5 separate regions of the Homo sapiens genome follow, and regions 2, 3, 4 and 5 are each linked to region 1. A link is a loop called in an ENCODE intact Hi-C map of the cell type or tissue named here. Cell type or tissue: dorsolateral prefrontal cortex. All regions are shown on one strand. Links, peaks and the distances in the headings refer to the core of each region. The heading gives the core; the rest is flanking DNA. Region 1 overlaps CYP19A1 (cytochrome P450 family 19 subfamily A member 1). Region 2 overlaps GLDN (gliomedin). Region 3 overlaps GLDN (gliomedin). Region 4 overlaps DMXL2 (Dmx like 2). Region 5 overlaps CYP19A1 (cytochrome P450 family 19 subfamily A member 1).

What was found. Peaks named below come from ENCODE experiments on the same cell type or tissue, not always from the same donor. Only the 100,000 strongest peaks of a DNase experiment are listed, where the experiment ranks them.
Region 2: a loop joins it to region 1, with 7 times the contacts of the local background. A loop is called at or near these places in 91 of 110 quality-filtered maps.
Region 3: it touches region 1 in a loop (3-fold over the local background); 17 of 110 quality-filtered maps call a loop at or near these places.
Region 4: it touches region 1 in a loop (2.3-fold over the local background); 12 of 110 quality-filtered maps call a loop at or near these places.
Region 5: it touches region 1 in a loop (4-fold over the local background); 6 of 110 quality-filtered maps call a loop at or near these places.

The regions. Positions count from the first base shown.
Region 1 is chr15:51,278,309-51,284,246 of GRCh38, reverse strand. The region is part of intron 1 of CYP19A1 (cytochrome P450 family 19 subfamily A member 1); the gene reads left to right. All of the region lies in intron 2 of MIR4713HG (MIR4713 host gene), which reads right to left. Among named protein-coding and RNA genes, the nearest start is that of MIR7973-1, 33 kb to the left of the region's middle. RefSeq lists a promoter at 1,686-2,065. In dorsolateral prefrontal cortex, for the core only: CTCF peaks have their summits at 1,014 (motif pointing right), 2,473 and 2,677 (motif pointing left); a DNase peak (open chromatin) is centred at 2,686; H3K4me3 peaks cover 675 bases; H3K27ac peaks cover 322 bases.
Region 2 is chr15:51,378,486-51,384,423 of GRCh38, reverse strand. GLDN (gliomedin) reads right to left here. Exons shown (of 10, transcript NM_181789.4): 3 at 971-988; 4 at 532-639. Among named protein-coding and RNA genes, the nearest start is that of GLDN, 40 kb to the right of the region's middle. In dorsolateral prefrontal cortex, for the core only: CTCF peaks have their summits at 1,434 (motif pointing right), 2,811 and 3,013 (motif pointing right); DNase peaks (open chromatin) are centred at 1,403 and 3,043; H3K4me3 peaks cover 2,121 bases; H3K27ac peaks cover 3,154 bases.
Region 3 is chr15:51,401,165-51,407,102 of GRCh38, reverse strand. GLDN (gliomedin) reads right to left here. Exons shown (of 10, transcript NM_181789.4): 9 at 5,360-5,510; 10 at 1-2,826. The coding sequence ends at 2,349. Among named protein-coding and RNA genes, the nearest start is that of GLDN, 62 kb to the right of the region's middle. In dorsolateral prefrontal cortex, for the core only: CTCF peaks have their summits at 3,435, 3,637 (motif pointing right) and 5,025 (motif pointing right); a DNase peak (open chromatin) is centred at 5,072; H3K27ac peaks cover 1,004 bases.
Region 4 is chr15:51,496,768-51,502,705 of GRCh38, reverse strand. It overlaps DMXL2 (Dmx like 2), which reads left to right. Exons shown (of 44, transcript NM_001378457.1): 18 at 2,475-4,154. Among named protein-coding and RNA genes, the nearest start is that of DMXL2, 120 kb to the left of the region's middle. In dorsolateral prefrontal cortex, for the core only: a CTCF peak has its summit at 3,121 (motif pointing right); no DNase peak of the experiment used is centred there.
Region 5 is chr15:51,226,967-51,232,904 of GRCh38, reverse strand. It overlaps CYP19A1 (cytochrome P450 family 19 subfamily A member 1), which reads left to right. Exons shown (of 10, transcript NM_000103.4): 4 at 4,972-5,126. All of the region lies in intron 1 of MIR4713HG (MIR4713 host gene), which reads right to left. Among named protein-coding and RNA genes, the nearest start is that of MIR4713, 12 kb to the left of the region's middle. RefSeq lists enhancers at 4,139-4,433, 4,159-4,453. In dorsolateral prefrontal cortex, for the core only: a CTCF peak has its summit at 2,891 (motif pointing left); no DNase peak of the experiment used is centred there.

The DNA of each region.
Region 1 (5,938 bases), core at 631-5,630:
GTCAGACACTTGATTAACCCAATATACAGCCTTTCCTGCAGGATTAGTACTACCAAAGTCGCCTGTTCTTTCACTGTGCTGCTTCCTAGTTTTGTTTAGGGTAGCAGCAGCAACTGAGCAATTCTTTCTCCTGGGGAGGCAGACCACAGAGTTGAGGAACTAATAACTAATTGAATTTCTCTGGTATAATCAGAGTCAATTATTCCTGTATGCACAGCAACACCTTTCAAATTTAGACTAGACCTTCCAAGTAATAGACCAACTGTTCCTGAGGGTAAGCGTCCTCTAACTCCCGTAGGGACCTTTTTTGGCAGCTCCCCAGGAAACAGGGAGATGGTAATTGTGCTGCAAAGGTCTATGGCAACACTGCCTGCTGTGGCAGGGGACAATTGTTGTACGCTTGTGAGGGCACTGGCTGTGCCGGGTATGCCTCGGTTTGTTGAGGGGCCTGAGGTGGGCCACTCTTCCCATTTCCTGAAAGAGGTTGTCCATCTTTAGAACGACACTGATTTGCCCAGTGATTGCCTTTTTTACAATGGGGGCATACACCAGGGCTTTTCTGTTGATTGACGGTAGTAGTTCTTGCCTTTTGATTTCCTTTTCTACATTCCTTTTTTGTGTCCAAATTGCCGACAATTGGAACAAGAGCCTGAGAAATGGGGCATATTCTTTCCTACTCTTAATCCAGCCATAGCCTGAGCTGAAAGAGTAGCCTTATGTAAGTTACCTCCAATGCCATCGCAAGCCTTAACGTATTCAGAGTAATGGCTTGCTTGAATTCCTTCCCTCCTTGCTGGATTATAGTAATGGGAAATTGCCATACTTCAAGGTCTCCCTCGGCTCTAGCTTTTTGAATAGAATTTTGTATAGCACCACCAATTGCTCCAGGTTTTAATGTTGCAACTACAGGAGTGGTGTTTTTCAGCTAATTCATTTTCTCGCCCATTAATGGGAGAGAGAAGAGGTGGCCATTCACTTAATTCAGCAGGTGGAGCCAACGGGCTAGTAAAACATACTTCTTTCAGTTTCCCTTTCTTTAATTTCCTCCGGTTTCTGTTCCTCACATTCAGAATCTGAAATTAGTTCTTTACACTCGTCCTCCTCTTCCTCATCTGAATCTACCTCATCATCTGTTTGAAATGGCTCAAAAGCTGCCTTTATTATCACTCACATTGACCAAAAAAAACTGGAATTTTTGCTCCATCTTTATACGCCTTTTTAAAATCTCTGCCAATTATCTCCCATTCATCCAACTCCATAGTCCCTTGTTCCAGGAACCATGGGCAAAACTCCTTTACCGTACTAAAGAGTGATAACAAATTCTGAGTACTAACTTTCACCCCCACTCTTCATAATAAATGCCTTAAGAAACTTAAATAAGCAGAATATTTGCTTTCACTTTGTCCTGTTGTTACCCTGGTTCTTCCGAGCCCTCAGCTTTCCCACCAAGCTTCCTTTAGTCATCCTTGGGTGTCCTTTGACAATGCATCCCCTGCTTTCACATGCTCTAGTGTTCCTTCACCAGGGCCTTTGTCGCCCCACGTTGGGCAGCCAGGAATGTTGGGGTGATCAGATCCAACACCAGGCCTTGGGGCAACGAAGTCTGGCAGAGTCAAAGGAAAGAGAAAAGACAGTTTGAGAGAGAAAGTGGGTCCAGGTGGCCAACGCAAGTATGGAGGCTGTGAAGGCCCTGAGCTCTGGAAGCCCAGACTATTTATTGGTGGTCAAACAAAGAAACAGGTGGTGAGAATGTGTGGGTCAAAAGGGCAAGCACATGATCTACAGCTGTGATAGTTTAGCATTTCCTTTGAAGCATATGGAACATATTCTGCTACTTGAGATAATAGGGAGCATGTTCTTCCAGTTTAAGCTAGAAGCAAGGAGCCAGCAAGTCTAGACTCATTCCAGAGGCCACGAGGGGTTTTATGCACTGAGCCCTGGACATTATGTCAGACATGCAAGCCCTGCCTCAGCTTTTTTTCCCAACACTCAGCTTTTTCCCAACAAGAAGATGAAGTGTTGTATCTTAGGGGCTCCATCTACAAGGATGAAGTAAGACCGGAGAAAGGGGTGAAATCAGCAAGGGTAACTATCATCATGTGTCTGGAGGTCTGCTGCTCCTTTACTCCAGCCTCTCTGTCTCAGTTCTTCTCATTCCAGAGGTCCCTGTGGACTGTGACAAGGATTTTTCAGAATTCAGAGAGGGAACCAACAAGGGGCAAGCTTGGTTTATTTCTCTTTATTTGGTTTATTCTCATTATTATTTTTCTTGCCTTTTCTACCTCTAATTCCTTCTTAGCCCTTCCCTTTCTGCTTCCATTTCTATCCCAAAATATGAGCCACAAAGAGAAATTTGGGGAATTAGAAGGAAGAGACTTAAGGGAAAATGTATATGTCATTGGTGTATGTGTCAGTTTTCAGTCATAACTTGGGTTGGGGGAAGTCAGTGTACCCTTTACTCTTGCTGAGGAAATTTCTTCTGAGCCTTAGCCACATCCCACTTGCCCAGGGCATCATTCTTTTCTTTTTTTTTTCTGGCATATATCTCTACTTCAGATTCAAACTTGGCCATTACCTCTGGCCAGCCAAGCAGCTGTCCCCTGAGAGGGGGGCCAACTCTCCTGCCCCTCACTGCCTGCCTCCCAAGGCTGCCCTAGGGCTCAGCTGAAGAAGGCGGTTGTGCTTTGCTGCCCCCTGTTGCTCAAGTCCTGCTTTTCCATAGGAGCTGCCGGGCTGTATGTCTGGATGTGACTTCTCCAGGCAGGTCCTCCTCTCCTGCCCGCAGTGCTCTGGCTCCTCAGGGTAGGTTTCTGTCCAGGACATGGCCCCTGAAAGGGCTTGGAAAAAGCCCCCTTGCGTAGTACTGGCTGAGCTTCTACTTGCTGCCCCAGGAACCTCCAGAGAGTGACCCAAACATCTGGTATAGCCTCTAATCTTACCTAGTCAGTCATGTTTCTCTTCAGGCCTCTTCTAAGAACAGTTTCCTGGAGAAACAGAATAGAGTTGTGGTCACTACACTGGAGTCTTCCTGGGGTAGGAGTGGGTCCTTTCTAAAGTAGAAGGGGCTGTGTAGCAAGGGGGCTGTGTGAGCATTTCTAGAAATGTTGTCTGCTGAATTTTCCACTGGGAAAGAGCAAGTCCTGGCGGAGTTAGCAGCAGCTGGGCAGTAGGCAATAGATAGCATCAGGGTCTCTGGATGCTCAGTGGGGGTGGCATCAGGGAACACTGGTTTCCCCAGTAACGGGCGCCTGGGCCTGCAGTGGCAGTCAATTCCACAGAGGATGCCCCGGAGCTTGGCATCTCTCACTGTGCTGTCTTCCCATTCCTGAGACTGGAATATGGAGCTCATGTGGGCTGGGCAGCTTCCCAGCAGTGGTTGGTCAGGATGTGAGAGTGCTGTGGTCCAGGTACCTGTGGACAAGTGACCTGCCACACTGCAAGACCCAAAATGACACTGGACTACATTCGTTGACACAGTTACAGCTGTACCAAAATTTTTTTTCCAAGGTTCAAGTTGGAACATTTGTAAGCCAAGCCCTCATGGGTCCAAGCCTATTTTCTTCACCACACCACACTGAGTGAGGGCAGTGGCTCATTACAGACCACAGTATCTCCCCACCTCCACCCATGTAGATGAGAACCTGGAGCCTGCCAAGGACTAGTGTCCAGAATGGTGCCCAAGTCACCTCCTGATAGGTAGGAAGTGGCCAAAATGAGGTGTAGGACCTCATGTCCTAGAGGTCAAAGCTAAGAGTCCAAGGCAAATGGCCACAAGGCAGAAAGAGCCAAACCAGAGCCCCCCTAAAATGGGGAGACCAGGATGGATAGATAAGAAGAAGGGCAGGCTTTGGCTGGGCGTGGTGGCTCACACCTGTAATCCCAGCCCTTTGGGAGGCCAAGGGGGGTGGATCACGAGGTCAGGAGATCAAGACCATCCTGGCTAAGACTGTGAAACCCCGTCTCTACTAAAAAATACAAAAAAAATTAGCCGGGCATGGTGGCGGGCGCCTGTAGTCCCAGCTACTCTGGAGGCGGAGGCAGAGGTTGCAGTGAGCCGAGATCGTGCCACTGCACTCCAGCCTGGGCGACAGAGCGAGACTCCGTCTCAAAAAAAAAAAAAAAAAAAAAAGAAGGGCAGGCTTTTAGTTTTAGATCTAAGTCCAAAGTACAAATGTGAGCAGAGCGGGCTCTTATGGAGGGAGCCAGTCACATGGGGTCTAGGATGGAGTAACAGTTCAACCCCCTTAGACCCATCCCTTCTCTCTCTGTTTCTCCTTTGACTTCGAAGTTAACAAAAACATTTAATCGCATTCTAAATGCAAAAGCCCCATGCAAACACTTGGAATTGGGAAAAGAGGAGAATACAACAGTTTCTGCCCTCAAGGAACATAAAGTGAGTTCACAGCCTCTTTCTCTTTCAGCCTCCTCTTTTCTCTCTCATTCCTTCACCTAGCAGGTGCTAGGCAGCAACTGTATACCCAGACATTATTATTTCTCTTGCCTTTTCCACCTTTAATTCCCTATTAGCCCTTTCTGCTTCCATTTCTATCCCAAAATATAAGCCACAAAGAGAAATTTGGGGAATTAGAAGGAAGAGACTTTAAGGGAAATGTATATGTCATCGGTGCATGTGTCAGTTTTCACTCATAGCTTGGTTTGGGGGAAGTCAGTGTTTTTTTCCTCTTGCTGAGGAAATTTCTTCTGAGCCTTAGCCACATCCCACTTGCCCAGGTCTTCATTCTTTTCTTTTTTTCTGGCATATATCTCTACTTCAAATTCAAGTTGGTTGTGGGTCTTCCACCTACTTTGTAGATGGAGATGTGGGGGTTGATGCCAATCTGACAGTGACCAGCACTACAGAGTGGAATGGGAACCTTCTCATCTTCCTGCTGGGCTCCCATCCCAGCCCCCAGGCCTCACCTTGCCTCTCCTGCGCAGTGGGGTTCATTCCAGGATGCCCTCCCAATAAAGCTGAGGGCATGAAGGCTTCTTGAATGGCAAGCACTTTGGAGGCTAGGAAGGGAACAAATCTTTAAATCACTAGGTACTCTTTTTACTTCTCATCTTGCTTTTAATCCAAGTCTTTGGTCTCTTACTTGCTTGCTTTCTTCTCACCCAGGACAGAGTCACAGAGACCTTGAAGAATGGAGGAGGTAGAAAAAGGAGAAATGCAGGAAGGAGGTGTGTTATGGAGTTATCCAGTGGAGGCTCGCATCCAGCTTTATTTTGCCTCCAAAGATCTTGCATCCTACCTGTTAAGAAGCTTGGAATGCCACTATTCCATTAAATCTTAAAGGAACTTGAGTCTTTCATTTAAAAATGTGTTCCTAAAATGTAAATGTCCCTATGTGGGACAGTATTTAGCCGACAGTAAATTTGAGAGGAGGGTCTCAAGGGGCAGTGTCACCAGGAAAAGAGAGAAAGGCTCCTCTCCCCAAGTCAAACCTTACCTTACTTAACCGATTGTATTTCCTCCCTCAGAGGATGCCATATCTCAGTACAGGAGAGAAAATAGAAGGTAGAGAGACTTTTACCCAAGCACCCCCTGAACCCCAGGTGTACACAACTGAACCTGATGCAGTGACAATCACGTTCACACATAAAACATCTGGCTAAAGGCTAAGATCACTTCGGATTTCCGACATACATTTTCCTAAGCAGTGCATTTTTCTTTAATTTTCCTTAGAAAAAGACTGTAAAGTAGCCCCACAATTCCCACATCTTCATACTCCACCCTGCATTCAAGTTTTCCTGGGACAGGTATCTATGTGTGTGCATGAATCTATTTTTACGGCATATGTCTAGGACCCCCTACGAGGAGCCAAAGTTTCAGAGAGCCCAGCAACTATGTAACTCCATGGAAGGGAGGCATGATATTACTCTCTGTTCACAGGAGCGTACGCACAGATCTTTTCTCCTCCTCATGGTCAGTTTTCTA
Region 2 (5,938 bases), core at 601-5,600, 100 kb before region 1:
AGAGGAGACCCTTTGACCTGAGTGCCGGCCACAGGGAGGCCAGGATGCTGCCTTTCCACTCAAGCAGTTTGAGCTATTCCTCTAGCCAAGAAATGCCTTACCAGGGGCCAACATCAGTTCATTGATTTTCAACCAAACACAGATTCGCTGGGCAGGAGGAGGCAATAGAGGGCAAGGCAGGAGCTGAGCCTCGAAAGAGCATGCACCAGCACCAGCTGTCACACGGCCCACAGAATGCCCCTCCCAGGGCTGTGGGCTCCTGCTCCTTCCACCTCCCATCTGCAGCAGAAGGGTGCGAGTCAGTTCCCAGGAGACGGCTTCTCCAGTTTGAAATAAACATCTGTCAAGGTGGGACCAAGAAGTATACCCTTGGTATCCCGGAACGCAATGGCTTCTAGGTAAGAGTTAAACCGGCCTTAAACTGTGCAGAGATGAAACACCTTACCCCTGCTGCACACAGTTTTAGTCGACCCAAATGCAATCATGGAGATAAATAACAGGGAAATTAATTAGAAGAGTTGCCAAAAATACCCATTTTTCCTCTTTTTCCATTTGCTCCTTTTTCTCCTTTTGGGCCCTGAGGACCAGGCTGTCCATCCAATCCGTTGTGTCCTGGCAACCCGCCGGCTCCCGGAGGTCCTGCATCAAAACACAGAAACAGGGACATTAACCAAAAAAAAAAAAAAAATTATTCACTGAAGTTACTGTCATTTCCTTTACCAGTGAAACTGAGCAGGCATCAATTCCTTTTCCACATCCTTTCCCACTTCTTTCCTTCCTTCTCTGGCTGAAGCAGTGCCAAGTGGGGGGATGGTGATGGCAGAGCCTCAGGTGAGGGGCACAAAGAAGGAGACACACAGCCAGGACTGCCTCCAGGCTCTTGCCCTCCCCGCATCTGTCCCAACAGGGAGATCCTAGGGTCTGGCCACCCACAGCCTCCCCTTGAACTAGAAAATCCATGGGCTCTTACCTGGTGGTCCAGAAGGTCCTACAACGGAAAAAAAATTTAGTTGAGAAACCAGCACCGAACCCAGAAAACAAAGAGCACCCCCGACCTTCAAATCTCCTAATTATCTACTGACCCTAAGCAATGGATTTGACACCTTGTATTTAGAACTCGTTATATTTGGCCAAAAGACCCTTTAAAGCAATTCAACAAAGACCCATTTGCCAATCAAACCACTTTTGCTTGTTTCAATGAACCAAGATTAATTTCTGAGCTGTCCTCACTCTAGATTGATAAATTAGTCATCTCTCAAGCAGTCAACCTAATAAACGGAGGGCCAGTAACAATGCTGGTGGCCATGAGTGCAGCCCTAGCATGGGGGTTAGCAAATGATGGTGCTGTCATTGTGGGGCTGAGATTTGGCCGTCCCAGGAGTTCTCCAAGTGCTGTAATCTAGCTAGCTTGTCTCATCTGAGCCACTGGGGGGAGTCGGGAGTGAAAGCTGGCTGGCTAGATTTCTCTTTTGTTACATGAAATAGCCTGAGAAAAATTGAGAGCCCAGATCAGGTAACAAATACCTTCCTTAGCATGTAATTACTCAAGGATCTAAGGGGTTCACATGAATTTTGCTCCCACAAATAGGGGTGTCTTATTGTCGACTATTCTATTTGAGTACTCAGACAAGCTAATGAGGTTGTAACATGAGCACTTGAGTTCCTTTTGTTTCTTTTCTTTTCTTTTTTTTTTTTTTGGAGACAGAGTCTTGCTCTGTCACCCAGGCTGGAGTGCAGTGGCACCATCTCGGCTCACTGCAAGCTCCGCCTCCTGGGTTCATGCCATTCTCCTGCCTCAGCCTCCCGAGTAGCTGGGACTACAGGCACCCGCCACCACGCCCGGCTAATTTTTTTTTTTTTATGTATTTTTAGTAGAGACAGGGTTTCACTGTGTTAGCCAAGATAGCCTCGATCTCCTGAACTCGTGATCTGCCCGCCTCTTTAGACCACATATAATGATTACCAATATTGGAATGGTGAGGTCTTTCCATAAATCTAAGCCTGTGACCATTCACAAAACAAGCATTGCTAAGCAGTTATTATGTGCATCAAACTCCACCAAGAAATCTTGGTGCCTGTATCCTGTTGTGTTCACAGTCTACGTGGGAAAGATGGACTCTTTGAAACCATAATGCAGTATGAGAGAGCTACAGTGAAGTCTCCACTCCCATACCCCTGACAAGGGGTACTGGGGAAGTGTGGGCATGCAGTGGTCTGAGAAGGCATCTCAAGAAGATGATCCTGGAGCCACGACATTGAAGAAACGGGGCTTAAGATGGCAGCAGATGAGGTCTGGCATTCCATGAAGGGGCCACCAGGAGTAAAGGTACAGAGGTGGGGACTTATAAGATTCAGGGTGGGAGGAAGTTAGAGGACTGGCCAAGTGTGTAGAGATGAGGCTGAAGAAGGACCTGGGTATGGTGGGTGGCAGAAGCACTTGAATGTCAAACCAGGAGGTGTAGATGGTATCTGTGAGGCAGGAGGGAGCCATGGGAGGTTCTTAGGCAGGGGGATGATGCTGTGAAAGCAGTGTGGGTTTGATAGCCTCTTTGTCGTTGGTAGATGGATAGAACTAGGTGCAACAAGACGAGAGAGACAGTGACACAGAGACAGGAAGAGAGACATGGAGGATGGGCATTGCAGAAAAAAAAAAAACCCTAGGGGATCTTTGTAGCTGTCAACTCAGTGACAAGCTTGTGGATAAATGAGCTGACTGTAGAATTGTAGAGAAAGCTAGACATTCAAGAGGTATTTCAGCAGAATGAGCAAGAATCCACATCTGATTGGGTAGGAGGCAAAGGAGGAGGACATTCAGATAACAGGGGGCCTGCAATACAGATGGATAGAGGCTATTTTGACAGGCGTGGGGACTTTTGGGAGAAATAGGTGTTTGAGGATATGCTTTCAATACATAACAGTCCTACTCTGGGCAAAAATGGCTGGCTAAAATGGTACCACATTCTCTAGGGTCAGTACAGCCTGTGTCTCCATGACTTTACCACCAGATGGCGAACACGTACTGGGAAGGGGGTGAGGTGGCCAGTTAACAGAGGTCAGAGGAAATCAATTAATCATCGTTCGCGACGACAGAGGGAGCCAAATTCGGATATAGAGACTGGTGGAAAGAATAATTTGACTGTAAGACACAAGACTTGCCTGTACACAGTAGGTTTCAAAAGTTCTCACGACAGTCTGATAACCACGTCCATGCATCAGTACTGTTGGTGAGAGCTCCCGGCTGAAGCTGTATATTCAGGACACGTTAGCCGTGGCCAAGGCTCTCACTGTGGTGATTAGATTAGGGTGTCCTGCAAGAGTTCCACTGATGCCCTATGGATAGAGTTCCTCTCATATGAATCCACAGAATCGCCTGCAATGCCTAGTAAATGCAGATACCCAGGCCCCATCTGGGGTTCCTAATTCAGTTTGGATTTAGAGTGAGGCCCAATAATCTGCATTTTTATCCGAGCATCATAGATGACTGGAATGGAGGTGGTCATGGGCCCTCTGATGTGGTGTGAAAATTTTCTGGGAAAAGAATCAGTCACCATCAGCAGATCCTTAGAGGGGTTCTTGATCCTAAAAAGGTCCAGAGCTGCTAGTCTTAAGGCAAGAGTAAAAAGTCTAGGCTAGAATTGGGGATGGAAGAGCGGGAGGGCCACACCCCACCTGGGGAGAGGCAAGTGAGAGAAGAGGCACCAGGAAAGAGAGAGTTGTCAGAAGACACTTGGAGGAGGAAATCCAGCAGGTCTAATTCCCCGCAGCTAGATGAGGAGAGAATTTCAGAAGAGAAAGGAAGACAGCCCCAGAGAGCTCAGCAGTCCGGGCAGACATAAAATGTGCTGAGGCATAGGGAGTTATGGTGATGGCGGGATGTCCTCCGTCCTCTCAGAATGCCAGCCTGGCTCTCCAGGGGCCTGACATCTGGAAGAGCTCCCACATGTGTCAAATAATGTCAAATGCCATGATGTGTGCCAACTGGGTGTTTAGAAAACTGTTTCTCAGCTCCTGACCCTTCTCCCTTTCTTGAATAGCACATCCTCAAGGAATATGTGCAGACATCCATGATCATGCTAATAGTGCATGCAGGGCTGGTGTCCTGGGCCTACCACCCATGCAGGTGCATAGGGTTTCACCTCACAAGGGGGCTTCAGGTGTGGGCTTAATGCTCTGCAGTCGCCGTCTAGAAATTCCCAGTGATCTTGTCTTTGAATTTGTGTAAGTGAAGTCCAATGGGTCAATAAAGTATGCACAGGGGGCTTGGTGGGGTCCCAACTCCCACCACCTTCCTAGGAACTGCCACCTGCTCCCTTGCCCCATGATGTGTCCTCTGTACTCCTTGCCCCATCAGTAACTTCTGCCACCTTCCACTCTGGTAGGGGCTGGGGCACAAGTGCAGGAAAGGTGGGGCTGAGTGGTGCCCTGCGTGCCTGAGTCACAGGGAAGGATCCCTGGTGCCTGTGAGGGTCTGTACTTGCCCCATAAGTATTCTATGCTTCATGGAGTATGACATTAGGTAGCAGATAAAAACTCACACCAAAACAGGTCAAGACTGTGGAAGAAAGAAGAAAGCCTTTTTCCTGCTTCTTTTGGACAAGAAACCCTGCATTTTCATTTTGCACTGGGCCCTGCAAATTATGTAGCTCATGCTAACTGTACCCATCCCACACTCCTAACCAGAATCGATTAAAATTGGGTGGATGCTTGATAAGAGCTGAGCCACTTAGATATTTTTTCCCTTGAAATCTAAAATTGGCTCACAATGCCCCAGTTATGTAAACTTGAGGTCTGTGATGGCCATGAACACCAAAAACAAATCAGTCTGCAGAGAGAAGTGCCAGTTCCAGTCAATTAGTGCTGGCTTTCTGGAACAGCAGAAAAGAATGCTATGAGGCTGTGCTCAGCAGCATTGATCCGTGATTGATATTTGCCTAGGCATAGAATAAGAGACTAGAGACACGTATCATAACTGGATTAGGGTCACTTGGCTGCAAGGAGAATGTGTAGTGCTTCTGCCCCAATACGCAGTTCAGTAACATGATGATTTAGATATTTTCTAACAGATACACACGAAGAGGATGCAGTGAGTGAAGAATAACCCAATAACATGGCTTCTTCAAGATGCCTGCTCTCCCAGAAGATATGCTTCTGGGTCCCCAAGGAAATCTGGGCTCCAGAGTAAGATGCATTCAGAAAAGCATGTGTTGTTTGACAAACTCTGTACTAGCAGAATAACTAATTACTCTAGCTAGGGGATTACCCTCACGATCCAACTGAGATGTTAAAGGTTGCACAGAATCACATAGCATCTGTCCTGACTGCCGTAGCAGCAACAGCTGGGCAAGGAAGAGGAATGGGAGCCAGGTTACCTGGTCACAGCTGGACTAGCCTCAAGTTATGAGTGCCTGCTTTTTCAAAGATGAATCCAGTGGGAAGCTAAACCTTGTTCCCAGTCCCCAAGCCCAGGTTCTGCTCTGGCACATCTTCCTGCCAGGCATCCTCTTAGGGCTCGAGACCAATGCTCTGTGTCCACCCTCTGAAGCTACCCAGTTCATTCCTGGGTCCTGTCACTCACCTTGCTGCCCACTACCCTGCCCCCAATCCAGGCCTCGTGGTCTATCCCAAAGGATCCTCTCACTTTGCAACTTGTACTTTTCACATCTAATTTTAATTGAAGAACTTTCTGTGCAAAAGGAGGCCCAATTTCAAGCTGGCATGAAAGGAGAAGGTGCTGTCTTTTGAAAAGCACTTCAAAGTGCTAAAGAAAAACCTACTCAACCCACTTCCAGTGCAGACGTCGTTCCCCACTCTCTGCCAATCTCTCCTAAGTGGTCTCAATAGCTCCGTCCCATGCATTCACTGTACAGCCTGGCTCTCAGGTCTATATTAAAAAAATCAAAAAGGAAGAGGCTTTTCCTGTGCCTCTCAACAGGCTTTT
Region 3 (5,938 bases), core at 642-5,641, 120 kb before region 1:
AAGTAAGGGAGCCCAGATAGCTCAGATATCAAGACTGAGGTTTCTGAAACATTTTTCTAAAAGGAATATGTGCTAATTAACAACCTCTTTTGGTTGCTACCTTATATACAATTAGTATTGTATGTACTATTATTATGAAACTATATTCCTAACCTGGTCTCCTGTATTCAGCAACAGCAACATATATATTTAAATACTTTAAAAGGACACCAGCACTTATTAGACATATTGATCTTGAACATGAGACTCTTTGTTAGAGAACGTGAATCTGAAAAGAGTATTTTTAAAAGCTAAGGTGACATGGTACAACCAATCTAATGAAAAGTAGGTGAAGTTTCAAATAGCCATCATATTGAGAACACAACAAACAAGTCATTGACAGCTGCCTGGGGACTTTCAGGGGAGCAGGGAGATTTGAATATTTAAATCTGTATATCCCCTAAGTTTTATTTTCTTATATTTTATTTTTTAGAGATGGGATCTCTCTAGGCTGGTCCTGAGATCCTGGCCTCAAGTGATCCTCCCATCCCTGCCTCCAAAGTAGCTGGGATTGCAGTTATGTGCCACCATGCCCAGTTCAACCCTAAGTTTTAAAATACTGCTGTTAATAATATATTGAACTCAGGGCCATTGAGAATGAATTTGGTCCCAAAGAGAAAGTTTCAGAATACACACAAATTGGGACAAGTTGCTGAAAAATCTTTACATAAGATTTGCCCTGGTTCCCCTTCCTGGCTGCAGAGCCCCAGGAACTTTTCCAGCTTCCTCTCTATTCGCAGTGGCCCTTCCCGGGGCCGCAGCGCTGGGCTGAAAGATGTTTAAAGAAGTGAGTTGGCAGAAAATATGCATATTTAAGAGCATTTAGGAGCAAGTTCAACTGGATTCTCTCCTGGCATCCAAGGGGACCAGATCACATCCTTTAAAACTATGTTAGAGAAAGAACTGTCCCCTAACCAGCCTTTGTGGAGGGCCACTTCATCTTACGCCGTTATCAGCCTTCCCCTCTACTCAAAACGCAAGTCACATCCTATGCGGCTTCTTAGTTTAGAACAAAACAAAACAGGCTCTGGTTCTGATTTTTTCAAGAATCAGGCTCACTTTATATTCTTTATCAGGAGTCAGCAATCTTTTTCCATAAAGGGGTAGCTGGTCAATATTTTAGGCACTGTGGGGCCATATGCTCTTTGTTGCAATGACTCGACTCTGCTGTTGCAGAGCAAAAGCAATGTCAGGCCGTACTGCATAAACAAATGAGTGTGGCTGTGCTCAGTAAAACCTTATTTAAAAAAACAGGCAATGGACTGGCTCTGGCCCAGTTCTACATAATAGCCACAAATGGAGCCTCTCTTCTGAACACTGCAAAGTGCTTCCCATGGTTCCAGCCAGATTAACGTCTACTTACACAGCATTTAGTACTTTGATAGTGGATCCACAGGAGAAGCATAAGAAGTCAGAGTGATCTGAGGATTCAGTGTTCATGATCCACAGCTACAAATCAACATGATCAGAAACTGGGGGGAACCTGGAAGATCATGATTCTGTTTTATTAAGAAACCTGGGCCAGGCACACATGCCTGTAATCCAGCATTTTGGGAGGCCAAGGCAGGAGGATCACTTGAGCCCCAGGAGTTCAAGACCAGCCTGGGAAACATAGCAAGACTCTCTCTCTATTTAAAATAAGAAAAGAAAAAAAATAGCTTATTGAAAAAAAAAAAAAAAAAAAAACCTGAACATGTAGCTGTCCCTGGCTTTTGCTAATCTCAGAGCTGCCCAATCAGCAGCTGAGGGTAATGGTTATTCTGTGGTGGCAGGTGCAGATGCAAAGAAAAGCAATAAATTATGGATAATGTGATACTTTAGATGTCTTAAAGAGTCAATGCATTTTTTCAAAGAACAAGATATAAGTCAGCACTGAGGGATTCACTACTCAAGCCACTGGACTTATCAACTCAAAGGTAAATTTGGTCAGCATGTGGCTAAAAAAGCTAAACGACAGAAGCAGATACATAAAAGTTGTGAGAAGAGCAGCCACCAAGAATCACCAAATTACCTACAGGTACAGAAAATCTCCCCAATCATCTTAGCCAATTCAGATTACCAATGGGGAAACTAAGGCCCAAGGAGAAAGAGGTAACTTGCAGAGCCAGCTGTGGGGAGATCACCAAATCTCAGCCATTTCAACTTCCAATCTGTTGCTATTTCACTAAGCGGGGCTCACTGACCATATAAACACTTTTGAGGTTATTTTCTAAATATCTGGCTGACGTTAAAAAAACAAGTTTCCTGTTGGGGGAGAACTGGTCCCAGAAAACCCCTGAAATTTGCTGAAGGGAGCCGAATGCAGCACATCACTGATTTAAGGTAGTTGACAAAAACTGCACAGGATAAAGCATTAAATGGCCATCTTCCCATGAATATAAATGCTGATCTCTCATGTTGTATGCTAACATGGCAAGAACAGACTGGGAAGTTCTTAAATCAAAGTTTGCATTGATCTGTTTCCCTCCTAACAAATCAAAGGCAAATGTGACCCTCATATCTTTGGTGTCTGTGACATAGAGGATTCCTCGGGCAATGAAGGCGTTGCCAGCCTTGGATTTAGGGTACGTGGTATTGACGTGTTGCACCACTGAGAATGTCCTCTCATCCAGTTGTGCTACAAGAATGCTCGAGCCGTCCACACTTGACGCATAGATAATCCAAAGGCCCTTTTCATCTACAGCTAGATTGAAGTAAGTTTTGGAATTTGCAAAAAGGTATTTTCGATCAAAATACAAGGCATTTTCAAGCTTCAGAGTTTGGGATGTTTCCTGGCCAAATTCAAATCTGAAATATGCAAACAAAGAAAAGTAGACATGAATCACCGTTTCTGTGGACAGGTGGTTTATTAGGCTCCTCTATTAAACTGAGTTAGTGGGTCTGGGGTGAGGGCTGGGATTTTGCATTCCTTACAAGCTCCCAGGTAATGCCTGCTCTGCTGGTCCTTGGGCAATGCTGTGAGCAGTGAGGCTGTAAGAGACAATGACTGGCTGTGCTAGCAGAGGCAACAGGGAGACAGTGGTGTGGTGTCAGAATAATCACCAAAGTCAGAATGAATTTGCATCTGAGTGACCACTTACTAGCCATGTGACCCCCACTTCACTAATGCCCAGATGTTTGTTGACCTCCTGAAATGCCCCCTCAAAGATTCTTAGAGCTGCAAGGGGGCTGTAAAAGAGGATCTAGTCCAATCTTTTCATTTTATAAGCAAAAAATGAGAAGCAACTGGCCCATGAAGACAAGTAAGAGGCAGAGCCAGAGGTTGAACTTAGGGTTTCTAACTCTAAGTGTGGGGGTTATTCCTTTACTCCCTGCTGAAATTTTAAAAAAAGAGTTTCACAGCCTGCTAAGTTAAGAAGAAAGTCAGCAGGTGAGAAGGGCTGTTGCAAAGTCATGACTGTGAAAACCATTTTCTTGTGAAGTAAGTGGCTGGATACATTAAACTATGGCATGGAATCTCATGCCCCTTAGCTCCTGGAGGCTGTATGATTTGACAGATTCCAACTCTAGGCTGTATTGTAAAAGTGAATTATAATTCAAAAGGTACGTAACTCCAGGAATGAAAATTCAGGAACATTAGGCTAAAAGAAAACACCAGAGGGTGCCACTGAGCAGCAGAAGAAACATGAACTGTGTGCATCTGTGGATATGCATTTGAGCATAACAGACTTGAAGTCTATCAAGAAACCGTGAAGAAACTAGAGAATAGTGAGGCTTGGGAAGGTCCCTGCACATCTCAGTACACAGGAGTTCTCCTTCCTCTGAATACCTGGGGTTTACTGCTGCCATTTGGCCCCGTCTAGTCCTGGCACCTCACAGCTGCATTCCTTGGTGAGACCCATCTCTCCCAGCAATTACAGGGTCGAATTCAGCTCTGCTTCTCCGTCAGGTCCCAGTCCGTGGCGCGGCATAGAGCAGTACAGCCTCCTAACCACTGCATCCAAACTTAGCTTCCTTAGAAGATACACCTCCTTGAAGAGGCCAGTTCTCACTATGGGGGTTATCCACCGCAGAACTGCCCCCCACGCCACCTCCGTGTGGCAATAGCCCTATATAACATGGCAGCAGGGAACCACAAGATTCAGTGAGAAGCATCGGAGGAAAGAGTGTGTCTTGAGAGGGGGACTACTGAGCAGGTGGTAGGTCAGTTGTCTTTTTCTACTAGCACAAGACTGCCCAAATGGGGTGGCCAGGGAGGTGTAGAGATGATGATGGGGGTGTCATGTAGATGGGAGTGAGAGGCAAAGGAGGGGATGCTTCCTGCCGCGGCTGACGCCAGTGTCCGATGTGTCTGATCATATCGCATATTACACTAGGAAACTCGCCCCATTCTAACCTGAGCATTCAAATGCCAAAGGTTGTTAAAGCTGGACCTCACTAAGGGTAGGAGAAGGATGAGGGAGAGGGAAGGGACCCAGTCCTCCCTCAAAGTCACTGTCTCTTGTTTTGAATGAGTAGGACTGTGGCATTCATAATACTGGGTTTACTGTTTCAGATAGTGGAAGAGCTAGAAGGACTCAGAGGCTGTAGTCCATCTTTTTGTTTTTAGTTGAGGACAGGGAGACACAGGAAGTGCTGTCTCTTGTCCAAGGCCATAGAGGAGGCACAAGAGTTGGAGCCAGAAACCAGGTGTCCTGGCTTTCGGTTCATTGCTCTCTTGATTTGCCCAAGATGACCTGCTTCTGCCTCCAAAGGCCAGAGCTTGATTTCCTCTTCTTGAACCCTAAAGACAGAACTTCAGCAATTCTTGTGGGGAAGGCTCAGCGGCTGCCTTGGGCAGTGTCTACCCAGGTGACCCTCCTCCCTTCCCTATGGGAGAGCAGAGGGCGGCCTGGGAGGACTCCATCAGGATGACAGACGGATCTGAAGGCAGAGACGCTTGACTAGGGGTTCATTCCCCAGTCTTCAATGATCTCAGCTGTGACACGAAATTCCCCACACCCAAAGTTTTCCAAAACAAAACTTTATCAGGGAGCAGCAGCACGTTCCACCAGGGGGAGCTATGAGTTCGGGCTGCTTCTCTCTCAGAGGATGGGGAAGCTGCGGCCGTCACCACTCCAGGTCTACTTCTCCCTGGCTCTGACCTTCCTCGGGCTGTCCAGACCAGCAACAAATGCAGACCCCAGGCAGGGGCTGGGCCATGGGGCTCACTAACATATCCTGTGATTCATTCAGTCGACAAACCCTGATTGACCTCAGTGTGTCAGCCCTAGGGACACAAAGATGATGAAAACACAGTCCCTACCCCTAATTGCTCACAAAAGCACCACAGCACAGGTGCTGCCTGAGAGGCGTGAGAAGGTGCTGTGGTGCGACTTACCTCACTAGGGTATTAGAACCCCCTTTGTGGTAGTAGAGAGAGTTGTTGTAAACAACGTGCCCACAGCCATGGAAATAGTATGGAAGGTGGATGAACGTGTAACTGCCATTCAGAAGTGAGGGCTGATCCTTGAATTCCTTAACCATGATGCCTGTAGGAGGGAAGCCAGGGAGAGGCTGTTACCTACCTCCAGCAATCACAGCTTGGGAGGGAGTCCTTGGGAGGAATTTCAAAGGCGGGAAGTTGAGAGTGAAATGTTCCCTAAGGTCCCTTGTCCAGTGTGAAGAGTCTAAGACTCCCAAGCTCAAAGTCCAATTCTCCATATGGATTTCTGAAATGTCTTTCAAATGTGGTAGGCATTGAACTGGCCTGGCTGCTCCTGGGAGAACTATGTATCACCCTCTCCCACCCCACTCTATACTGTTTATCAAACTCTCTATGAGAGTGGCATAGGCCTTCAACAGGAATAGCAGATACTTGGCGCTTGGGCAATCACCTCTTGCCTCCTCCCACCTCTTCCTGCACTGTGCAGCAGCCACTACTAATGAACAATATTACTTTCTTTTTGAGTCCCCGAAT
Region 4 (5,938 bases), core at 514-5,513, 220 kb before region 1:
GTTGACATTAAAATAAAGATTGATTTTCTATTAATGATATGTCTAGATGGTTAGAAACATGTCTTTATTAGAAATAATTTCCTGGCTGGGTGCGGTGGCTCACTTCTGTAATCCCAGCACTTTGGGAGGCTGAGGTGGGTGGATCACTTGAGGTCAGTAGTTCGAGACCACCCTGGCTAACATGGCGAAACCATGTCTGTACTAAAAATACACAAATTAGTTGGGCGTGGTGGCACGTGCCTGTAATCCCAGCTACTTGGGAAGCTGAGGCAGGGGAATTGCTTGAACTCGAGAGGTGGAGGCGGCAGTGAGCTGACATCACACTACTGCATTCCAGCCTGGGCGGGCGACACAGTGAGACTCCATACACACACACACACACACACACACACACACACAAACCCACAAAATTTCCTGTGATAAATGTAATCAGCTTGACAGAAAATAGTGTAAATTTTTTTTTTTTTTTTTTTTAGACGGAGTCTCACTCTGTCGCCCAGGCTGGAATGCAGTGGTGCTATCTTGGCTCACTTCAAGCTCCACCTCCCGGGTTCACACCCATTCTCCTGCCTCAGCCTCCTGAATAGTTGGGACTACAGGCATCCACCACCATGCCCAGCTAATTTTTTTTGTATTTTTAGTAGAGACGGGGTTTCACCGTGTTAGCCAGGATGGTCTCGATCTCCTGACCTCGTGATCCACCCACCTCAGCCTCCCAAAGTGCTGGGATTACAGGTGTGAGCCACCACGCCCGGCCAAAATAATGAAATTTTTTTTTTTTTTTTTGAGATGGAGTTTCGCTCTGTCACCCAGGCTGGAGTGCAGTGGTGCTATCTTGGCTCACTGCAAGCTTCGCCTCCCAGGTTCATGCCATTCTCCTGCCTTAGCCTCCCGAGTAGCTGGGACTACAGGCGCCCACCACCATGCCTGGCTAATTTTTTGTATTTTTAGTAGAGACGGGGTTTCACTGTGTTAGTCAGGATGGTCTCGATCTCCTGACCTTGTGATCCGCCCACTCGGCCTCCCAAAGTGCTGGGATTACAGGCGTGAGCCACCGCGCCCAGCCAATAGTGAAAATATTTTAATGTGAGGTGTCTTGCCTACACTTTGGAATATAATGATAGTAAAATTTTGAAGAACAAATACATTCATTTGTAAACCACTGAGGCTTTTTTTAAAATTTAAGACTTCATTCACATTGTGGTAATCACGTCTCACCTTTATTAAGAATGTTTGAACAACAGTTGGCAGATACTCTGAGGAAAAATGTAGGATAAAAGACTATAGTTTGGGTGGTCTGGAATGATACTGACTTTAGCAAGGTAGATATTTTGAGGGCAAGTCTGGCAGCTGTGTTTAAAGTGATCTACTTGCAGAATTTTAATTGGGGAGTTTCTAGAATAGTGTTTTTGGGAAACCAAAATTGGAGGTTCGGGGCCGCTAAAATTACTGGTGAATGATATTCAGTATAGGTGTTTTCTTATTCATCCGTAAGACAGGTTTGCATTCACAGTTGGAAAGATCATATTGAGAAGAGTGTACTCTTGGGCTTTTGTGGCTGGTGCAGATCTAGGCCAGTTTGTTAATCTTTCAAAATATTTGAAAGGTTTGGGTTATACTCAAATAAGTTTATTGGAGTTCGTGATAATAAATTATATTTTACAGACGCCTTATAAAATGTCTTATTTGACAATAGTAATCTAGGGGAAACAGTAACTGATCCCAATTGTTTAGATGGAATAGGCTCAGATGATTAAGTAGCTTTCCCACTGTTAATGAAATTATTGATGGGTTGAAACTCAAATCCAGATCTTCTGACCTCAGATCTTTAATCTCTATATCCCCTTGTCTTACAGTTGACAACAGATGTGCATTGTTAGTCTTTGGCAGTCAGGAATAGATAAGAGGGTTCTGGTTCAGTGCTAAGAGAGGATGAATTAAACTTGGTAAAATGGGTAAGATCTATTGGTCTGTTTTGCGGTCTGAAACAAAATTTGGTGTACCACCTGGGGTCTGGATTATTTGAGAGAAGGTTAGGGGCATTTGAAAGGCAAATTGTAAAGCTCAGTTAAGTATTCATGATGAAAATGATTAAATATATAGTATGAAATTCTAAGGAGGCATGTTGTGAAGGTAAATATAAATAATAGAAACACATTAAGGGCTGACTTGTTTCAGTGCTTTTGAGTTTTATTTTAATTAAATGGTTGCCTCATTTAAACTTAATTACCTAAAAACAAATTAAGTGATTATTATTGCATACCTTGATTTCACTGATGGGCTCTTCAAGACCTTTATAGATATGTTGGCCAATGGACATTTAGTGGGATACTAGTTAAGAGGAAGACTGCAGAGATATTCTGAAGAAGCTCATAGTGACTTTAAATTGATCACATTCCAGAATTTGATTACTACCATATTATTTTGTGGCTTTATTATTATTACAACTAACTATTTGCTTTTTCTTTTTTAAGGCCATCTGAGTTCTTCTTCAATTTATCCAGTGTGCCTTGCACCTTATTTAGTGGTTACAACTTGTTCTGACAATAAAGTACGCTTCTGGAAATGTTGTATGGAAGCCAACCCAGAGTGTAATAAAAGTGATGAGAAAGAAATTTATCATTGGAAGAGATGGCCTTTGATGAATGATGAAGGAGAAGATAATAGCAGTACAGTGAGCATTGTGGGAAGACCAGTTGCTGTTAGCTGTTCATACACAGGTCGCCTTGCAGTGGCTTATAAGCAGCCTATCCACCATAATGGTTTTGTTTCTAAAGAATTTTCCATGCATGTTTGTATATTTGAATGTGAATCTACAGGAGGATCAGAGTGGGTTTTAGAACAAACAATTCATCTTGATGATTTGGTTAAGGTTGGGAGTGTACTTGATTCAAGGGTCAGCGTCGACAGTAATCTGTTTGTGTATAGCAAGTCAGATGCACTCTTGAGCAAGGATAGATATCTTATTCCGAATATCAAACATTTAGTACATTTGGACTGGGTATCAAAAGAAGATGGCTCCCACATTCTTACAGTGGGAGTCGGTGCGAATATCTTCATGTATGGAAGGCTTTCAGGAATTGTGACTGAGCAAACCAACAGTAAGGATGGAGTAGCTGTCATCACTTTACCACTAGGTGGTAGTATCAAGCAAGGAGTTAAGTCAAGATGGGTTCTTCTTAGATCTATAGACTTGGTATCTTCTGTTGATGGTACTCCTTCACTGCCTGTTTCTCTCTCTTGGGTAAGAGATGGGATATTGGTGGTAGGAATGGATTGTGAAATGCATGTATATGCACAGTGGAAGCATGCTGTCAAATTTGGAGACACTGAAGCTGATAGTTCTAATGCAGAAGAGGCAGCAATGCAAGATCATTCGACCTTTAAATCTAATATGCTGGCAAGAAAAAGTGTTGTTGAAGGAACAGCTATTTCTGATGATGTTTTTTGTTCACCAACTGTAATTCAAGATGGTGGCTTATTTGAGGCTGCACATGTACTTTCCCCTACTCTTCCACAATATCATCCAACTCAGCTGTTAGAATTGATGGATTTAGGGAAAGTGCGAAGGGCTAAAGCCATTCTCTCTCATTTAGTAAAATGTATTGCAGGTGAAGTAGCAATAGTTAGAGATCCTGATGCTGGAGAAGGAACTAAGCGACATCTCTCTCGAACTATTAGTGTAAGTGGCAGTACAGCAAAGGAAACAGTCACCGTAGGAAAAGATGGTACTCGAGATTATACTGAGATAGATTCTATCCCTCCACTACCACTATATGCATTACTTGCTGCAGATCAAGATACATCCTACAGAATTTCAGAAGAAAGTACAAAGATACCACAGAGCTATGAAGATCAGACAGTAAGTCAACCAGAGGATCAGTATTCAGAGCTGTTTCAAATCCAGGATATACCAACGGATGATATTGATTTAGAGCCTGAAAAGAGAGAAAACAAATCAAAAGTAATAAATCTTTCTCAATATGGACCAGCTTACTTTGGCCAAGAACATGCAAGGGTACTTTCAAGTCATCTTATGCACTCAAGTCTACCAGGCCTTACCCGTTTGGAGCAGATGTTCCTTGTAGCTTTGGCTGATACAGTGGCTACTACTAGTACTGAGCTTGATGAAAGCAGAGATAAGAGTTGCTCAGGTAAATATTCTCGCTAAAAATTTATAAAGTTGTACCTAATAGAAATATTTGTATTATCTCTATACTGACTCATTTACTGAATTGCAGTCTCAACTTTCAAACTTTGCAGGGAAAAGACCTCCTTAATAGGTAATTACTATTATATAATATGCTCAGTTAGAAAAGACGGTTGAGGCCGGCATATGAATGCATGGATTTGTGAGATCCATGTGCATTCTCTCATGAGTTTTTACACTGAAACCTTTGTGTCATTTTGGATTTATAATCTTGTTTTTTTGTGTGTGTTTGGGTGGGTTTTTTGTTTGTTTTTTTGAGACAGGGTCTTGCTCTGTTGCCCAAGCTGGAGTTGAGCGGTGCAGTCATGGGTCACTGTAGCCTTAACCTCTCAGGTTCAAGTAATCTTCCTATCTCAGCCTCCTGAATAGCCGGGACCACAGGTGTGCACCACCATGGGGCCCAGCTAATTTCTTTTTATTTTTTTTGTAGGGACTAGGTCTCCTTATGTTGCCCCAGCTAGTCTCGAATTCCTGAGCTCAAGCAGTCCTCCTGCCTTGGCCTCCCACAGTGCTGGGATTATAGGTATGAGTCACCATGGACTGGCCAAGTCTCTTGTTTTTTAACACAGATTGATCCCTATGATTTTTTCTTTGATAATAACAGCCCATTTGTTAATGTTACTATGGAATCATGAGGCTTATTGGGACCTCATGGGCTCAACTTGTTGGTCTTCCCATTTCTAGCCATAAACAACTTTTTACAATTACCTAATTTTCTCCAAAAAGTCTCTTCAGCGAGATTTCCATACAGTTAATGTCATACGTATTTTGCCTAATTCATTCTGTAACTAGAAAATTTTTGGCTGCTTCCTGGAACTAGATTCCATTCTCTTTTATGCACATAGTTCAGGGTAATGGTGTTGATTGTAAATGATGGCATTGGCAAAGGAAACTGAAAATTAATGATCAGAATTTCATTAATTCAATAAATATTTTGGAGGAGTGAAAAATTGCTATGTTTCAGGCACTTTCTTTACTTTATCATATTTAATTATCACAGTCTTCTAGCAGATAGCTATTATTATGTTTAACTTTATAGATGAAGACACTGATCCTTAAGAAATTAAGGGACTCATCTGAGATCACATAGGCATTAAGGAGTAGAAGTGGAGTTCATATGTGGATAAACTGTTGACTCAAAGCCTGTACCCTTTTAACTATTTCATGATTTCCAGATCTGTGGGGGAAAGGTAGCTGGAAAATATCTCTTCATATAGATTTACATCCTTATAGTATATCCCCCAAAGTTTTCTTCTCTGCAGGTTAAAATAACTAGAGACCTTCTAGGGTTTTGCCTATGACTTATTTTCTCACTATTAATTGGAAAAGAAAAATCTTAACCATTATGAGGTTGTATGCAGTTGAATGAGATTCTTCCCAGAACAACCTTAAGCTTGTGTTGTGTGTTTAATATATATTAGTTTTTACTGTGGGACATTAAGAAAGTAGGCATGGCATGATTTGTAAAAAATAGTTTATACTTTCTAATACAAAACTGTATCATTGGCTAAGCAATATAGAAATAGTGTATCCTGGACACAGTGGACATTCATGAGGTAATAAGGCAGGAATGAATGTCTCCATTTCACAGGTGGGAAACTGAAGCTCAGAGATTAAATGAGTTACACATCTCAGTAAATGGATTCTAAGTAAATGAGTTCTTCCATTTGTTCAGGTGAGACAACTTACAGTCATTCTTGACTCTGCTTTCTCTCATACCCAGTATCC
Region 5 (5,938 bases), core at 435-5,434, 51 kb after region 1:
AAGGAAGCCACTGAAGAATTTGAGAGAGGACTGACACATATGACTCATTTATGTTTCAGCAGAATCATTCTGGCTGCTCTGTTGAGAATAGGTGCAAGAGGACAAGGGATGGGGACAGACAGACCAGTTAGGCAAGAGGTGATGGTGGCTGGTCCAGGTGGTAGCAGTAGAGATGATAAGAGATGAGGGAAAATTCTGGACATATTTTGAAGGCAAAGCCAACAGACTTGCTGACAGATTGGATGTAGGGTGTGAGAGAAAAAAAAAGAGTCAAAGTGCTGTCCAGTTTTGCATTGAATGGGGACATCGTGTCCTGAGATAGGTGGAGCAAGTTTGGGAAGGGGAGAGATTAGGGTTCCATTCCAGACATGTTAGATTTGACATGCCCAGTTGACATCTGAGTGGGATGATTGAGTAGAGAGAACTGAACCTTGAGACCCTCTAGTGTAAATAGGTCAGAAACTAGCAACAGAGACTGAGAAGAGCAGCTAGACCGAGAAGAGAAAACCAGGAAAGTGTAATGTCTGAAAACCAGGTGAAAAATCCATATCAGGGAGTAGAAAATTGTGAACCATGTCAAATACCACTGATGGGGCAAGGGAATGCATGGAGATTTCAGTACTGCATTTAGCAACAGGGAGGTCACAGGTGACCTTGACAAGAGCAGTTTCAATGGACTAGTGGGGGCAAAAGTCTGACCAGAGAAGAGAATCGGGGGAGAAGAATCAGAGGCAGCAAGTGTAGACAAGTCTTCCAAGGAGTTTGCCATAAAGAAGGCAGGAAATGGGCCAGTAGATGAGTGAGATGTGTGGGCAAAGGAATTTTGATTTTTAAAATAGGAGAAATTACAGCATGTGAGTTGTAGGGGGACTGGTCAGTTATGGAGGAAAATCAAATGATTGTTGATGGAAGAGAAAGAGTGTGCTAGGTGAGATGTGAAGAGGTCCCTGGGGACAAGTGGATGGGTTGGCCTTGAATAGGGACATGGAATTTCCATAGTAATAGGAGGGAAGGTGGAATATATGGGCACAGGTCCGGGTCGTTGGGGATTGTGGAGATTCTCTTGTAGTTGCTTCCACTTTCTTGGGAAAATTGGAAATAAAGTCTTCAGCTGGGGCTGAGTAGGGAGAATATAATAGTCATCTAGAAGAGTGAGAGAGTGAATGGGCTGGGGACATGCAGTAGCATTGCCAGCGACACTAAGGGCCCACTTGAATTTAACCGAGACCTGACAGCAGGCACGTGTGCGCTAACGTACACACATGCGCACACATGTGTGCGCATGTGTGGTTTTTCTTTTTTTCCCAGCCCACTTCAACTGCCAGGTGCAAGCACAGAATAAGCTAAGAGTTGGATTTAGCTAGAGTGTGGTCTTATCAGACAACCATGACAAAGTAAGAAGAGGGTCAAGGGAGTTGAGGATTCAGGGAAGGGTATTTTAATTTTAATGATTGACAGTAATTTTTTCCCAACTTTCTGTTAAGAAAATTGTCAAATGAGTAGGAAAATTGAAAGAGCCGTCCCCCTGCCACACTTTTCCCCCTGTGACATTGACATTTTGAAGAGACCAGGTCAGCTATAACATATCCCACATTCTGAATTTCTCTCACTGTTTCATCAGGGTGTCATTTACTATATTCATCTATTCTCTGTATTTCTTATAAACTGAAAATTGGGTCTAAAGGCTCAATTAGATTAAGGTTGCACATTTTTGCAATAACACTTCAGTAGTACTAGGAACTTCATATCACATCACATCAGAAGATGAGTAACAGGTTGTCCCACTAGCACTGATGTTAAATTTGATCACTGGTTAGGTGGTTACAGTGAGATTCCTCTGTTATAAAGATTGTTTATCTCTTGTAGTCACCTAGAATTTAAGCTGGGTAAGTGAGGATATTAGAGAAGTGAAGGACAGTGAAAAGGTGATAGGATTGATGGAACAGATCTACATGAGGCAAGTGTTTTTAAATGTTTGTTACCAGCCGGGTGCAGTGGCTCACACCTGTAATGCCAGCACTTTGGGAGGTGAAAGTGGGTGTATTACTTGAAGTCAAGAGTTTGAGACCAGCCTGGCCAACATGGTGAAACCCTGTCTCTACTAAAAATGCACAAAAAATTAGCCGGGTGTGGTGGCGGGTGCCTGTAATCCCAGCTACTCAGGGGGCTGTGGCACGAGAATTGCTTGAACCTGGGAGGTGGAGTTTGCAATTAGCTGAGATTGCGCCACTGCACTCCAGCCTGGGCGATAGAGTGAGACTCTGTCTCAAAAAAAAAAAAAAAAAAAGAAGGCACCAATTAGTCCATTAATTGCCTCCTCATCACTGTTGAATCTGCCCACAAGTGTGTGAATTGTTTAATCCCAGAACTCAGGTGGCTTTCTTCTCATCACCTAAGAGCTTACTCCCTGACTACTTTTCATTTTGAACAGACAATAGGTTTGCCATCTTTGGAGATGTCTTTTATCTTCAATCATGCTTAATGAGGGATAATAACCCTAGTGATCAGACACCCAACGCTGTGCACTGTCCCTGCTGAGGCTGGGGACTCAGCTGGACTCTCCTCAGTGCTAAGAAATCCTCACTCTCCCAAATAATCAGTATAACACTTGCCTCTGGCAGTATTGCAGGCTGGCCCACAAGCCAGAGCCAGGCCTGTCTTGACTGCCAGGAGGAGCTCTGGGCTGGGGTCCTTAGTTCATCACTGACCTTCTCTTCACTTTTCTGATTTACTCTGGTTAGATAAATCCAGCCTACTTTTAGTAAGTGACCTTGTTTTAAATTGCTCATCTGTGGCCAGTCACACATCCCTTGCTTTATCACATCGGCCTGATTAGCTTTGTCCCTAACAAGCCTGAGCTTTGGATTCAAAATAGCTGAGAAGTTGGTGCCCCCTAAAGGACACAAGAATTTTAAAGGTTGGCTCTTTATTACTAATAACTAGCAAATATTTCGTTGGGTTTGTTTTATGTTTGGAGTTTCTTACTCTCTTTTTAAAACTGATTAGCAAGTTCTTAAATGAAATGGACAGGCCAATATGATTAATGCAGTATGCAAAAGCCCCAGGGTCAGAGCAGAAAAATAGTGTTTGTCCTTTAAGTGCTTAAAATTTTTAAATATTAGTTTGTGAATAAAGAATATATAAATTACTTAATTTCTGCTTTAATTATAGAATGATGGAGGGGAAGGTAAGTAAAGCTAGAGTTTTCAAATATTTTAATTAGTAAGAATTTCATTCCTTCCTATAGCATAATTTTTCTATATATGACAAAATTTGAAACGTCAGACAAATTCCCCAGAATACAAATGGAAGCATCTGGATTTTTATTTATTTATTTATTTATTTTTGCTAGGGAGAGGCAAACATGTCCAAAACTTAGGATTATTTGATGAATATTATCTGGAATCAGATCAAGAGAATATTTAATAGTGTTTTTATTTGAAAATAGGTGGTTTTTCCTGAAATAAATATTAATAAGTTATTTATACAATAACTCTGCTTTTTTTTTTTTTTTTGAGATAGGATCTTGCTCTGTCACCTAGGTTGGAGTGCAATGGCTTGATCATGGCTCACTGCAGCCTCAACCTCCAGGGCTCGAGCTATCCTACTGCCTCAGCCCACCAAGTAGTTGGGACTACAGGCACACACTACCACACCTTATATATTATATATTATTATACAATAATAATCCTGTTCTAATTTCTTGACACTACCATTATTTCAGGGGCTTACTTTTAAAGCTTAAATAGGACTATGGAACACATCGCAGATGTGAGAGCTGGATTAATACTTAGCCCACAACCTAATACATTGAACCAGAGCAGCGCTTTTTTGGTCTAGAGTCCTCTGGGAATGTATTTCAACAGGCATTAACTGAACAACCTCATTAAGGCAAAAGTATCCTTTTAGGAGCCAAGTGTCAACTAGGAGATGGAGGAGCAAGTCTCTCCAACCTGAGAACCAATTGCAGATATTATAGTAACCACTTGCAATCTTTGAGGGTTATTTGTTCTGAAAACCTCCATAGTGGGAGAATTTGCAGCTGTGAAACAAAATTTCAGGAGACCAGAGGAGAGGGAGGACCAAAGTTGCAATTAATACATGAAATTTTGTATAAATATTAAGTTCACCAAGAAAGTAACAACAACATCTAAAATCAAGATAATACCAATGACATCTAATGCATCTTGAATTTGCATAATTGAGCATCATGCAAATTGCCCTGTCTCATGACTCATCACATCCTGTGTCGTGGGAGAACTCTGTGACCCTGGAGACTTTGATGAGTCATGATGGAAGGCAGAGCCCCAAAATAGCTTCCTTTACTACCACAGTGAACTTTGCATGCCAGTCCAGCCAGGCGCTGGCCAAGCTCAGGGCTAGAAGAAGTGCCCAAGGAGATATTTTTCAAGCCCTGACTGATACTCCACTGGAGGGGGCAGGCCTGATTAGAGACTGGAGTTGGGTGGTACTAGGCAAAACTGCTGGTTCCAAAATAGGAAAACAAGACTTTAGTAATTCCACAAACTTCTGATTCTGTGGCTCACTCTTGTAGTGGGTGGCACTTTGTGGAGTGAGGCTGGATGATACCTGGGAGGCTGGAGGTTCTTCTGGCTCTGGTGGTATGGAGGGTTCAGCTTCTTAGCAGCCTTGCAGCTCTGACTCCAGTAGTGGGTAGTATTTTGGTGAGGTTAGAGAAGAAAGAGAAGTAAGGAATGGTATATGGGTGTGTGTGTGTGTTTTCTATCTTTGGTGATGTTGAAACAGGGAGTCAGTAGGTAGAAATGATTCAACTGGAGAAGGATGTCCTCATGCTAACAGAAGTGCTTATTCAACCCGAATACTAGAAATCATGCACATTGCATTTGGAGCAACATGCATTTGCTAAGAGAGCTACCTCCTAGTCAAAATGTACCACCAGGAGTTCTCCTGACCCTTAAAAATTGACACCAAAGTTTCCTGTCTTTTCAGGTCCTCAAGTATGTTCCACATAATGAAGCACAATCATTACAGCTCTCGATTCGGCAGCAAACTTGGGCTGCAGTGCATCGGTATGCATGAGAAAGGCATCATATTTAACAACAATCCAGAGCTCTGGAAAACAACTCGACCCTTCTTTATGAAAGGTAAGCAGGTACTTAGTTAGCTACAATCTTTTTTGTCTATGAATGTGCCTTTTTTGAAATCATATTTTTAAAATATTTTATTTATTTATTTATTTATTTATTTATTGAGACAGGCTCTGACTCTATCACCCAGGCAGGAGTGACCTTGGCTCACGACCTTGGCTCACTGTAACCTCCGCCTCCCAGGCTCAGGCGATTCTCCCACCTCAGCCTCGCGAGTAGCTGGGACTACAGATGTGCACCACCATGCCTGGCTAATTTTTGTATTTTTTGTAGCGATGGGGTTTCGCCATATTTGAGACCAGGCTGGGCTCAAACTCACGGAGTCAAACGATTGACCTGCCTCGGCCTCCCAAAGTGCTGGGATTACAGGCATGAGCTATCATTCCTAGTCTGAAATCATATTTTGAATTCTACTGCAATAAAGGAGGAAGAGCTAACATTCATTATGCCTTTACTCTGTTGTAGCCATTGTTCTAAACACTTGAATGGCAGCCCCATGTGGTAAATGTTGTTATCTCCTACAATTCACAGAAAATGAGGTTAAGTAACTTGCCCAAGGTCCAAACATTAGTAAATGATAGCCCGGAATATAGCCCTGAAGCCTATATTTCTTAATCACCACAAATTCTTTTCTTCTTATTGATGTGCAAAGCAATTTTATAGGCAAAAGAAGAGATGTAGCTATATATTTAGAGTAATTTCAGTTAAGAATTTAGCATGTCACCCATATGTTTGATTTAAACACGGCCAAACAATGTGTTTGCTGAGTGCTTGACTGACAGCCCAGATGATTTAGCAGGAAGCAATTT